2 separate regions of the Homo sapiens genome follow, and region 1 is linked to region 2. A link is a contact called in ENCODE Hi-C data. All regions are on one chromosome and are shown on one strand. Each heading gives the region's core, a stretch centred on a gene start or an enhancer-like site at or near the end of the contact. The rest is flanking DNA. Distances are from core to core; before and after follow the strand shown.

Region 1 (7,049 bases), core at 2,030-4,529, 730 kb after region 2:
GACATCTTATTTTCATGAATACCTTCTTCACTCCAAGCTTTCAAACATTGCAAGGAATCAATTTAGAGAGATCTAGGGAATACTCCAAATAGAAGGTTTTGTTTATACTCTAGGAGTTATGTAATGTAATGTGAAAAAATTATTTCTAGTAAGTCCTGGCATAAATTGTGTAAGCTGAGAAACAGTGATAAAGGAAGTGGATGTAACTGAATGTAAGGATCCAATCCAAATTGTTCAGGCCATATATAATTCTTGCACATACTGGAAGCACATATTTTGAGAGGAAACTTTGGAATGCATCGGCGTGATATGGCAAAGTAGAATTGCTTGAATTCTGCTACAGGATTTTATATAGAAGTATTCATTTCAGCCACAGTAGTACCTCAGTTATTCAAATGCCGTTTATGTAGCAAATGTATTCAGAACCCAGAGAATCTGGAAAAAAAAAATGAAGGCCTTATAATGATTAAAATATGTAAGTCCATGCACTAAATGCCATTCATTTTACTTCCTAGAAGAAATCCACATTACTCAAAATCCCTACATAATTTTCTTTTCTTTCTTTTTTTTTTTTTTTTTTTTTTTTTTTTTTTTGAGATGGAGTCTCGCTCTGTATCCCAGGCTGGAGTGCATTGGCGCAATCTCGGCTCACTGCAAGCTCCGCCTCCCGGGTTCACGCCATTCTCCTGCCTCAGCCTCCCAAGTAGCTGGGAGTACAGGCACCCACCACCACGCCCGGCTAATTTTTTCTATTTTTTAGTAGAGACGGGGTTTCACCATGTTAGCCAGGATGGTCTCGATCTCCTGACCTTGTAATCCACCCGCTTCGGCCTCCCAAAGTGCTGGGATTACAGGCGTGAGCCACCAGGCCCGGCCCATAATTTTCTAATAGGTTTGGATATTTGATATTGGAATATGGCAGAAGCTGCTAGTGGTTGACCCCAACAGCCCTTCTTCTATTTTTACTTGTTATCAGAAACTCAATTTTATTCAAGGAACTCATGTACTCAGGTAGAAACTACACTTCTCAGTATTCTTAAAGCTATAAGTGTGACAAACTTTTGAGCAATGGGATACAAGCAGAAATGTTGTTGTAAAGGAAGTCTAGGTTATACCCCACCATGGTGGGACCCAGCCCTCTGCCTTCCTGCCTTCCTGCCTTCCAGTCTGCTGTCTGGAACTCTGGTCTGTTGTCTCTAGGAACCATCTTGGACACATGAGTTACACCCTATGGATATTTCAGCAGAGAGCTAAAGGAGCCTGAATGCCTATGAAATTCAAAATGTGCCATACTGGTCTTGTGCTACATATCTCTGGAATTCTTATGCATGGCACGTAAATAAGTTTCTTTTTTTTGTTTTAGCCACGTTAGTTTATTCTAAATGTTTACCTGTGCATACAAGTTTATCCTAATAAATATGCTCAACATAAATAAAAAATAGTAAATTGTTAGCTTTCTGGTTACTAGAAACGATAATATATGGGAGGAAGGATGTCTGACATCCTTAATAATGAAGGAGACATTAAATAAAACAAAACCCCCAAACAGCCAAACCTATAAATAAGTTTTCATGGAAACACTTTTAAAGGATAGCATTCTGTTATTCCTATTAAGGCAAATTGTCCTACAACTCTCTCGTAGGCAATGAAGGCATCAATACATAATAGAAAATCAGAATCACCTGAATTAATAATCATGGCTCGGAGTCATCAAGAAAAAAGCAAGTTATGTTTGGTTTAAGAGAGTACATAGAAATAGTTTAAATCAAAATATCTTATTTTAAAACAAAAATTTTTCCTAATGAGCAAACAAAAGGAGCATACTTTCTGGAAATCCTATAATATGAAGTAGCACTTTTTTCAGTATTTAAAATAAATGTGTTTTCACTGTACATACATGGTTTTGTTTGTTTGGACATTGTGCTGATTTTATGTAAACGTTATTTTCTTAAAATATTTTTTCCACTCTAATAATTTTATTTTGGTCTGCATTCCAATTAGACATACATTTTTTCCATAAAAAATTAAAATGAAATAAAACCAAAATGATAAGAGAACATAAAAATTTCAAATAATAGGCTTGAGCTTTGGAGCCAACAAAATAAAACAGTTATGCCTTTCTTACTCCTTTTAGTTACTGGAGAGTTTTTGTTCTTTTATTCAAATTGTGTGAAAGTCTCACCTGAGTAAAGGTTTGCACAGATGAGTGGAGAAAGGGTCAGCTCTTTCTGGCAAGGATCAGAAGTCAACCTAAAGGCAATTTGATCTTTAAGCCAAACCCGGATACATGAGAAACCTATGACAAATGGGAAATCTACTGAGAACTTGCTGGCTGTTTGCCATTCTCTGAACAAGACTAAAGATGGCAGGAGCATAAACAATGGAAGCAAAAGATTGAAGAACAAAAACATTTGAATAAAATCCCTTCATACTATCTTCATTCATGCAAAACAACAGGAACCCTTCCCTCCAATGCTTTAAGACCTTCCATAAGGTAGATGCCATCACCACCTACTCCCTTGGAATCCTCCAGTTTCCAGTATTCTTCAGGTGTCTTATCAATTATCATAATTTTTGCCCACTAAAGTTATTAGCTCCATAAAGCAAAGGACTGAGTCTCTGTCAGCCGCATTTATATATACCCATGACTTGCCTAGCACAGGGCCTGGCAAACAATAGACACTCATTTGGACATTGGATGGATAGATAAATGGAAGAAGGAAGGAAGGGAGGGAGGGAGAGAGAAAGCAAGAAAGGAATTTGGAGGAGGGTATGATTAGGCATATAATAGGCAAAGGAAATTTAACCAAAAAGTTATCTTTATCTCTTACTCTCTTCAACCTAACTTTTATTCTCTGAAAACATTGGGGTTCCTTGGGAAGAAAAGGAGAGAAAATGTAAAGAGGAAATAGCAGAAAACTGTAATGAGATGCAATTGAAGCTATGGAAAAGGTTGACCAAATTAGGTTCTCTAATCTTCATCCCTACGCACACACATACACATACACACACACACACACACACACACACACACACACACACACACGCCGTTCTAATATATATATATAGCTGTCCAACACGGGCCAGACATTGGCCCCTAAGAAGAGTTACCCTGAATAGACTGTGTGAATTAGCTAATAGTCAATAATATGAAAACTTCAGACAAGTCTGACAATAAGCCCACTGAAGGGACTTTCCTGTGTGGTAAGGCAAGGCCCAGAGACCACACTTGAGGTGAATGAATTTGCATTATGCTTCACTTTCCCTCTAACTCTGTAGTGCTCTGGTTGAAGAGTAATAACAAGCCTACAGCCTGGACAAGAAAAGCAGAAAAAGGAGGTAAAGAGGCCCAGCTTATCCAGAAACTGAGCAATACACCTGTAAGAACATTGAGTAAACCACAACTTTGCAACTCATTTCCTTAACTAGGAACATAAAGTTCAACAAAAAGCCACAGAAAGAGATGAACAGAAGAATGATGCAACATGCGATAGACATTAAGGCTGCTTACTGGTGTTTCTTGTTCTCTTCTTCTAGGCTCAAGGAGGACAGCTTCCTCCCCAATCTACTGAAGTTAGGTGTGGTCATATGATTTTCCATGTCAGTAAAATGTGAGTGGAAGTGACAGGGGTCACTTCCAGGTGAAACATTTAAAAACTAGTGAGAGATTCTCCATGATCCTTTTCCCTTCTGCCACCATGATCGACAGTTTTCCAAATGATGGTGCGTTCACACTCTGGGTCCTGGAGTGAGGATGATATGCAGTGGGAGTTAGCTAACTACAGCCTGTGGTCACCTGTTTTTGTAAATAAAGCTTCATTGGAACATAGCCGTACCCATTTGTCTATGCATACTTTGAAATGACAATGGCAAAACTGAGTCGTTACAACAGGGACCATATAGCCTAAAAGCCTATTCACTAAGTGGCCTTTTAAGAAAACATTTGCAGACTCCTTATATAGACCCTGATCCCCCAGCCCCGCTTACTTCAAGTGGATATGTAGGTTGAAGGGGAAGACAAGCCTTTGTTACTCTATACCAACAAAAATTGGGGGCTTTTTGGTTACTTGTATATAACTTAGGTTATTCTGACTGACACAAAACTCTTTAAAAATCACTTAAATTGTATGCATGCTATTAATAGAAATATTCTTCAAGAACTAGTGAAAACAACTAGGATAGTACTAAACACAGAGCAAGTTCTTGGGTAGTAAGTTTTCCTTTTCTTGGTTCGATATCATCACAGACGAGGGGTGCAGACCACAGGTGCAATCAGGAATGGGCTATGTGGCAGCTCCCTCAGAATGCATTGCCACTGCTACTATAGCAGTAGCTTTTCAACAATTTTAAAAGAAGATATTGACATGGCAGTTATTAAGATGGTTCACGCCTGTAATCCCAGCACTTTGGGAGGCCGAGGCAGGTGGATCGTGAGGTCAGAAGATAGAGACCATCCTGGCTAACTCAGTGAAACCCAGTCTCTACTAAAAATACAAAAAATTAGACAGGCATAGTGCTGGGTGCCTATAGTCCCAGCTATTTGGGAGGCTGAGGCAGGAGAATGGCTTGAACCCAGGAGGCAGAACTTACAGTGAGCCAAGATCGCGCCACTGCACTCCAGCCTGGGTGACAGAGTGAGACTCCGTCTCAAAAAAAAAAAAAAAAAAAAAAAAAAAAAAAAAAAAGATGGTTAAAAGACATTAGAAGAGGCTAAGTGAAAGCAAACATGGGTCTGTTCCACACAGGGTGGAAATGTCAATTGTCAGAACACGAGGGGTTTAGAGAAAGGAGGCAAAGAGTGATCCTTTTTTTATGATTGCTTCTGTGATGCTGAAGCCCAGCTATGCATTTGAATCAGAGGTAAAAAAAAACTGGACTTAAGTGGCTTCAGTAATAAAAATGATTTTTGAATCATTATGTAATTATTCAGTAATGAAAATGAAGTTTCAACGATGTAAATATATTTTTTTTAAATTCTGGAAGGAAGAAAGCTAAGAAAATATTTGCTAAGTGTTTAATAATAATACGAACACTTTAATGCTGTTATAATGTTCCAAGCACTCTTCTGAGCACTTGACATATTTTAGCCCTTATTATAATCCTAACCCTATAAGTTAGGTATTATCATTTTCCCCAGTTTACTGATAAAGGGGTGAAGCACAGAGAAACTAAGTAGCTGGCCCAAAGTCAGCAATTAAAAGAGGTAGAGCAGGGTTCAAATGCAGGCATTCTGAGTCTAGTGCAATGTCTCTTAACCACCTTGCGCCATTGAATGTTCACAGGTGTTACCACTGGACTTGGGACACAGTATGAAGGCAAAGACTCATGGCTAGGCTGCTGTGTTATCTATGGTGCTTTTTGCTCTAAGTATCAGAAAACCCAATTCGAACTTGCTTAAACAATGAGAAAATGTATTATTTCATGGAACAGAAGCCCAGAGGAAGGACAGCTACAAAATTGGTTGAATCAGTGATTTATTGATGTCATAAAGAACCCAGGTTCTTTTTTGCCTTTTGATTCTGTTATCCACAGCATTGACTTCACCTAAGGCTGGTTGCCCTATGGTCAATAATAGCAACCAGAAACAAGGGGCACATGTATTCTTCTTTGTTGCTACCCAGCCAGAAAGAGAAATACTCCTATCCTCTTCCATTCTTTCTGAGCCAAATCAGGTCACGTGTTCATGCCTGGAGGGTGGAGGGGAAGGAAACCAGGGCAATGTCACATGTTGTTTGTCTTAGAAAAAAACAAGATTCCTAGAGTTGGAGAAAGGGTAAATTTCTCCTGAGTCAATCCTACTGCTAACTAAGGGATTTAATAACTGAATAAAGTCAGCCTTTGGTTAGCAAGGAGGATGAAGTTTGATGGGAAAATAATGGACAGTGTCCACTATTGGCAGGTATTCAGCTGAAGCATGATCACATCTGCCAACTTGGTTATTTCTGCTACCCTTTTCCTTGGGGTCCTTCCACAGAGACAATGTTTTGAGATGGTAAAATTCATACTGTCCATTGCATCATGAATTTCAATATTAATTCTGAAATCTGTTCATGAGCAAGTTGTTTCAAAACTTGAGAGACTAGATATACAAAAGGACAATGGCCACACCACACATAGAAAATAAAATTCTGACCCACAACCCGAGGAAACCGGTCCAGAAAGTCAGTCTACTATCTACAGTAACCAGTTCAGGAAGTCAGACTACTATGTCTAGCAGGCAGTCCATGAAATAAACAATAACTCTCATTGGCCCAAAATGGCCAGGGTTTGATTAATAACTGACAACTTCCACATTTTTGCCCCTCACCCACCCCGGCTTTCGACTTAGGACCAACTAGAGAAAGCCAACTATGTACATCTCAACAATCACATAGGATGTCCCACTTCTAGTTGTCTCACCTACAGCTTCCCCATGCCAATAGCCTCCAGTTGGGGCGTACCTGAAGACTTCCCTTTTTTCTGCTATAAAGCTTTCCCACTCCTCTGCCTGCTAGAATCTCTGCCCAGTGCAAGTGATGGTGGCCAACTTCCTCACTGTAGCAAGTTCTCAGTAAACAGTCTTTGCTTGTTATCATTTGGGTGATCTTCATTTATTTCCACATTTTCTGAGCTTCAGTTTCTTCATTTGTAAAAGTAGGGATAATAATAATAACAGCTTTGGAGGGATGTTGTAAGGATTAAATGAAATGAGATTACGTATTAAAGCCCTTAGCATGTTAATTGTTATGGACTGAAAATTATCTCTTGAGAAATAATTGCTCCTTTGACTGGTGGGCATATTTATGGGGGGCAAAGAAACTCTGCAGGTATCACCATAGGGCGTGATTCAGAAAGCAAAATAAATACTATGTGGTCTAAGCAGAAAGGCCTAGGGCCACACAGCTGTTTTCCTGTGTGAGCAAGGAGCTCTTTTGTACACTTTGCCTGAAGTGCCCCTTAATGAGTGGGTCCTTCACTGGCCTCTATGCATGTTGCTTACGGCAATGAACCTGGCCTGGATTGTGATAAGTCAAAAATGCACAGAAACTGTTGACAGCATCCAGTGCCAG
Region 2 (6,881 bases), core at 1,487-3,986:
GCTTTATTCAACTTTCCTCCTCCTCCCTCCTATCTCATTTAATGCAAGCAGATGTTAGCGTCTTTATCTCAGGACTCTTGTTTATTTCCTTTGAAAAGTCATATTGGATCTAGCAGAGTGGAGGGTCAGAAGGGCATATAGATTGTTCACTAAAAGTTTTGTGTAGACCAAAAGTTACAGGACAAAACATTACAGGCTAATAGTGTTATCATGTCAAAAGGGAACACGTACTTGAGACAATTCCAAAGAATATCATTTTCTCACTAGTGTAACGAGGTATTACCATATTGGTCTCTCAGATTAATGTAGCAACTTTTCCCTAATGAGCTCTAAGCTGTTCCATTAGAATAGCTATAAAAGTAAGACAAAACAAAATAAATATTGAGTCACCCAAAGTGGGTATTTTTTTTTCCTGAGAGAGAATTGCACTCCATCACCCAGGCTGGAGTGCAGTGGCCTGATCTCAACTCACTGCAACCTCTGCCTGGCTGTTCTCGAACTCCTGGCCTCAAGTGATCCGCCTACCTCAGCCTCCCAAGTGCTGGGATTACAGGCAGGAGCCACTGTGCCTGGCCGGTATTACCAATTGGAAAGGGGAGAAATAAACTCCAGTTGTCCCAATCCTCAGTAGAATATTGCTATATCTATCTATTCAACATCAAGTGTGGGTAATGGGATAAAGCACTCAATGGAATCCCCAATATTGCATTCTGTAATTTGAATGGCAAATGGGATCTGCAGTAATGCAGATAACAAAATAATATTTACTATCTGTGTACATAGCTCATCTATTAGAGAAAAGCAACAAATAAATACACACATGCAAAAAAATGATGTGAAAGAAGGTAGAGATCTAGTAACTGCAGTTTTCTCAAAAATTGCTTTGTAGAGTGATGATAAAATTCCCAAACCACATGCACTGAGTTCCCAACTTATGTACACACAGCCCCTAGCAGGAAGAGCAGCCAAGTCACATGCTATAACTGAAGCTAAGGACAATCACCGGAAAACACCATTAACCCCTACTTTCCTTTCTTTTACACCCACCCCCACGTCTGGCTTTTGAGTTTTGCGCAGAGTAAACAAGACTATACTCGTACATTCCACCAATGAAGAATTTTATTTTATACTTGTTCAAAATCATGGAGGGCTGTAAGGACTTTCCAATTAAAGCAACCTTGTAAAGTCTTACAATTCTGTCATTCTTTAAGGAGTTCCTATTAAGTCTTAAATGCTTCAGAGATTAAAAGGGTATATTAATGTTATCGGGGACTTGAGATAAAATGCCGTGCCTTGCAGGGTATCTTTGCAGTTAATGAAAACATTTTCATCATATTCTAAGTCTATTATGCCAGATCTTCATTTCATAAGTTGTAAGATAATCTTATTTTAATTAGAGGAGATATACCAAGTACATTAGAGTAATACAGTTAAATATATTCATCAACTTTGTTCTTGTCAGGTAAAATGCCTCCTTCAGAGTTTGTTACTCTGATGGGCTATCACAGATGTAAGTAAAATGGTGTGTGGGTGTGTGTGTGTGTGTGTGTGTGTGAATTCTGAATGATTTCTGTAGAATTCATGAATAAAAGACTGTTTTCTGAGGAGGACCCTATATAACCCTCTCAAAGGCTACACTGTCCAATATGATAGACACTTTCAAATGTGGCTACTAAGTACTTGACATATGGCTGGTTCTAATTGAAATGTGCTGTAAATAGAAAGTACACACTGGATTTCAAAGATTTAGTATAAAACATATAAAAATCGTATTAATAATGTATATATTGATTACATGTTAAGATCATTACATTTTAACTACTGGGGTTAAATAAAATATATCATTGAAAATTTCACCTGTTGCTTTTTACTTTTCAGAATATGGTAACCAGAAAATTTTAAGTTGGGCATGTAATGCACAATACATTTCTCTTAGACTCTGATGCTCTATATCATCTAACCAACATGTAAGATCAAACCTTAATTATCTGTGGCATATTATCCATGTTGTAAGTAATAAACCAAATGATAAAATGATGAATCTCGAGTTGGCTCTTCCTAAATTTTGAACAAGTTACCACTCACTTCTCCCCCTTGTCCAGTCAGTTAAATGCAAGTATGGAAACGCTAGCCTTAACAACTGCCCACAAGGCTGGTCTGTGGCTACAGAAGGAAGTTGGATAGCACCTCCCAAAACTAGACATGGATCCTATGATTCTCAGGAGTGGATTGTGAAATAAAGCCAGAAGTAGCTTGTGGGAGAACCACTCATTAACAGCAATTACACTTATGAGCCAGACATTCAAGTGGGACAGGGAAAGCCTCAAGTTCCATTTCCATCTTGTGATTTTGCAATTCGTGAAAGGGAAAGGAAGAGAAAAGTACACATATGGGTAGGAAACGTTTTCAAAATAAACAAGTACCCCATAGAGACCACATTAAAACACCTCATTGGGAGACCAGGAGAAATGTGAGCTACAATCAGAACAGAGAGCTCTTCAACAAGAGCCTCAAATGCCAAGTTGGTAACACGAAAAGGCCATACAAATATTTTTAAATGTAAAACTTGCTACTCTCAAAGAAAAGGAATGTAGAGCAGGTCAGAAGCAAACTAAAAACAAATGGTCCATGAAGAAATCAATAGAGCACCTCACAGGGGAGTCCAAAGCAAAAATGCAAACCCCTTTAAGTATAACAAAGTCAGGAAGCCAGCTAGAAAATGCAAAGGCCATTCAGGGATGAAAAGGTGATAGCAGGAAGGATCGATGAATTGTTTGCTTCAGTCTTTACTGAAGAAGACTTTAGAAAAGAGTCTCACTTGCATCTTGCTTTAAAGCCGTCAGGTCAGAGGAATTGGAACAAACAGTGGAAAACAGGACTTTCCCAGACCCAAGTGGCAAACGAAATGTAAATAAATCACCAGGCCCAGATGGCATTCACCCAAGACTGCTAAAGGAACTCAAGGGTAAAATATGGAACCGGTGGCCAAAATGTGTGACCTGTTGTTAATAACCACTACTATGTGAGAAGAATGGCAGCTTGCCAGTGTGACTCACACCCATAAGAAGGACTCCAGAGGAGATTCTGGAAACAAAAGGCTCTCAATCTGATTTCTAATCTTGATATGATAATGGCATCTCCATAAAAGTTACAGATGCAATATCCATGAGAGTTACGGTTTATATATTGAGGAGTCTTGGCTAATAACCTTTGAGAGACAATTTAGATGACTTGGACCAGATACTAAGAAGTTATGGAAATTCTGTTGAATTTCTTAAAGAGTACTTTTCTGTTATCAGATAGATGTATGTATGGATGAAATTATATGGTATTCAGGATTCACCTTAAAATATTCCTAGAAAAAAGAACTGAGGGAAAAGGATAGATATAACAACAACAAAAAAGAAAGCAACATGTTGCTAAGATGGGTACACAGTAGTTTATAACCTTTTCTCTCCACTTTTGTGTGTTTGAAAACCTCCATAATAAAGCTAAAAATTAATCAAGAAGGGAATATAGAAATAAGCATATGTCCAAAGGGAAACCACTGAGTGCTATTTATTTAGACTTTCGAAACATTTTGACAAAGTTTCACACCAACATTTTACACACACACACACACACACACACACAGTGGGTTTCAAGTTTGTAGGTGATATGAAACTCACTTCAGTAGTGAACTGTCTGAGCTTACAGGGAAAATAAAATACAAACAACTACAACATCAACACTTCCAACACTGCCTAAGTAGAAAGAAAACTGGTGTATGATCTTTAACATGTGCCATTGTTAAAGGATTAACCTTAGAGAACAGTGATATAGACATATATGTGTAAGATATGAGATCTTATCAATTACTAAAAGTCTAAACCAATGTTTAGAAAGAACTAGAAACAATTTTTCCTAAAATCAGCTTACTTTGCTTCTGTAGTTAAGGAGAAACACAATGCTGGGCACCCCTAGGAAAGGGTTTTGGAAATAAAACATTTTTAAAATTAGATATGTCTGAGGCAGCAAAGTATCTGCTTTTCCTGGATGAATTCACATCTCAATGACAGTACAACTAAACTGAATGAAGTATAGAGAGCAGCATGTAGAATCATTAGAGAGGTTGACTAGACTCTGTATCAAGATAGACTCAAACAATTAAAACTTCTAAGCTGAGAAACACAAAGCTTAGGTGATATATTAAGATCAATATTTATTGAGTAAAAAAAGCATACAAAATGACTGAATGTGGCTTCATTTACCAGTTCCTAGAACTAAGGACTTCTTGAAATGTTACCTCTTTAGTTCTCAAACTAAATTAATAAAACACTATACGGTGTGAGTAAACTTTAAAAAGATGTTACCCCCAAGAAAGTGTTGCAACTAAAAGTACAAAGGCATGGAAAGTAAAGTTTCCATACATTTATGTCCAAGTTATTAAAGATCACTGGTAGATACTTAGAATAACAAATCCACTTTTTTGTAGAGAAGAAACTAATAAGATCAAAAATACTACAATATTTCTTGGTACCCCTCAGAGTTGGAATAGTAAGCTACATGGACAACTCTAGTGTACACGTATTGGATTAGCTTCATCTTTGATATATTGGTGTCACTTTTCTCCTTCACTATAATTGAACATTAACTATGACACCAAACTTTTAGTTGCATAGTTCAGTATCACAAACCATAACTTTACTATGAAGAGACAATCAACTACAACTCATGTAACAAAAAGTGTCCATTAAAAGTTCCAAATATTTGTTTTGTTATATTATTTGTATACAAAGAGTTTAACTCATCATTGACTAGAAAATTAGCATTAATAAATTATTTTCTTTAGTTTTTCCCTAAGAACAATTAGCAATAATTTTATGAACATTAGTTGGCTAAATCCTTTACTCATCCTAAAAGATGATATTTCAATAAGATATTATTATTTTAATGTGTTATTCACAGTATTGACTTCTTTTTTTTTTTTTTTTTTAAAGTTGAGTCTTGCTCAGTTGCCCAGGCTGGAGTACAGTGGTGCGATCTCAGCTCACTGCAACCTCCCCCTCCTCCGTTCAAGTGATTCTCCTGCCTCACTCAGTCTCTCAAGTAGCTGGGATTACAGGCGTGTGCCACCATGCCCGGCTAATTTTTGGATTTTTGGTAGAGGCAGGGTTTCACCACGTTGGCCAGGCTAGTCACAAACTCCTGACTCAGGTGATTTGCCTGTCTCGGCCCCACAAAGTGCTGGGATTACAGGCGTGAACTACCCACACCTGGCCATCACAGCACTGACTTCTAAATCCCAAGAAATTAAGTGTGAAATAGGTAACTCATTTCATCAAATAACCAAGAACAGTTATTTTATACTCAGGGAAGCTAGTGTAAATAAACATTAGATGACAACAGGAATGTTGGCCTTCAAAATATCTGCTTATTTTACCTAGCTTTAAAATTATCACAGTATTTTCCAATTATCATAATCTATACGAAAAATATCATCTAATCGTCATACTCCAAGAGAAATATTTTCATGCGATATATCTGGAAAGACAGCATAATTTTCTAATCTCTCTCAGTATTGCTTCTTTGCAGGTTCATTTTATTTTAGACAGCTGAAACTTTTATTAGTGAATTTATAAGTTATAAAACCAAATGTGAGATTAAAGTCAAACTTTAATTTGTCCCAGTTGTCTTTCTCTGCAGATTGTAGTAAAAGTTTTATGTCTCATCCACAATAGGTAAAGGGAGCCTGGTGCTCCGTTCAGCCACACACTTGTCCAACTTGGTACAGTGTCCCTGACCCAGCTTCTGACTCAATCTCTACACTCGCTTGCCCATCTTAGGTAAATAGCAAAAATACAAAAGCCTCATCATTATGACCAGTATTAACCTTTGCTAAATAATAACCTTTGCCTGTGTACTGTTCTAAGAAGAAAATTATTTAGTTAAAATGACTATTATAACTAGAAATGTAATAGTGGTGATTCTGGTTAGTAGTTTTATTGGTAATTTTATTTCCTTCTTTACATTTTTTATTTTTCAATTTTTCTAATATAGATAAATTGATTTATAATCAGGAAAATCACGAAGAGGATTTTAAAATACATGCCACAATTTTCCATTAATCTGGAAGCAATATTTATAGTCAAAAATATCTCACTGGCAAAGAAGTTTTCAAGTCTGGTGTCTTATAAAATCTGATTTTCTCTAAAATAGAAATTACACTTGTTTTCTATCCATGAGGAAGTTGCGAATCAAAATCTTTAACAAGAAGAACAGACTAAAAAGATGTATGGGGATCCATTTTAATTTTTGATGAACATATAACATCACTACCTACTATATCTTATGTCTGGGTAGACAGAGTTAGAGAAGGGCTCAATTATCACAGCACACATAGGATACCACTATTTCCGTGTCCAAGTGATTCTGATGTATTCTGAATCATGAGACGGGGCTTGACGTTTGAGAGTAAAATGCCTCAGAATCTCAAAGAGGACTTTGAGAATTCTCAGGGTCCACATACAAATACACACACACACACACACACACACTACATATATATATCCAAGCAAACTAGGTGGGAATTTCACTTTACCTCATTCACCTAAGGAATCTCAATCAGTTGTTCCCTAAATAGCAAAGTACAGACTCAGCAAAAGGACCCAAGAATTATTCACAAATTGTTTATGGCTGAGTGAGCTTACAGAATGCTGGTATATGCTGAGCACACAGCTATTTGTCATAAAGCCATCAATCAAATTCAGTTGATAATAGAAATCCCTAAATAAATGAATTACAGAAATCAATGAGTCTGCTATTCTTACAGAGTTTAAAATCACTGAAAAATTTACCATGGATTTAGGAGGCAATTAAATAGTGGGGCATCAATATTCCCT

The links. Hi-C counts contacts between places; a loop is a spot of excess contacts on that map. Pooled maps may share reads with other maps.
Region 1: a loop to region 2 is called in a map with no recorded cell type, with 4 times the contacts of the local background. The contact joins two enhancer-like sites. A Hi-C loop is called at or near these places in 4 of 37 single-sample maps with no recorded cell type and 3 of 50 pooled maps.

The regions. Positions count from the first base shown.
Region 1 is chr2:191,190,486-191,197,534 of GRCh38, reverse strand. The region is part of intron 1 of LOC105373804 (a long non-coding RNA gene); the gene reads right to left. Among named protein-coding and RNA genes, the nearest start is that of STAT4, 43 kb to the right of the region's middle. RefSeq lists a silencer at 6,909-7,049. Within about 2 kb of position 3,279, at least 4 of the 41 ENCODE cell types and tissues checked have a DNase peak (open chromatin) inside an H3K27ac peak, as active enhancers do.
Region 2 is chr2:191,923,611-191,930,491 of GRCh38, reverse strand. All of the region lies in intron 1 of CAVIN2-AS1 (CAVIN2 and TMEFF2 antisense RNA 1), which reads right to left. Among named protein-coding and RNA genes, the nearest start is that of CAVIN2, 80 kb to the right of the region's middle. Within about 2 kb of position 2,736, at least 5 of the 41 ENCODE cell types and tissues checked have a DNase peak (open chromatin) inside an H3K27ac peak, as active enhancers do.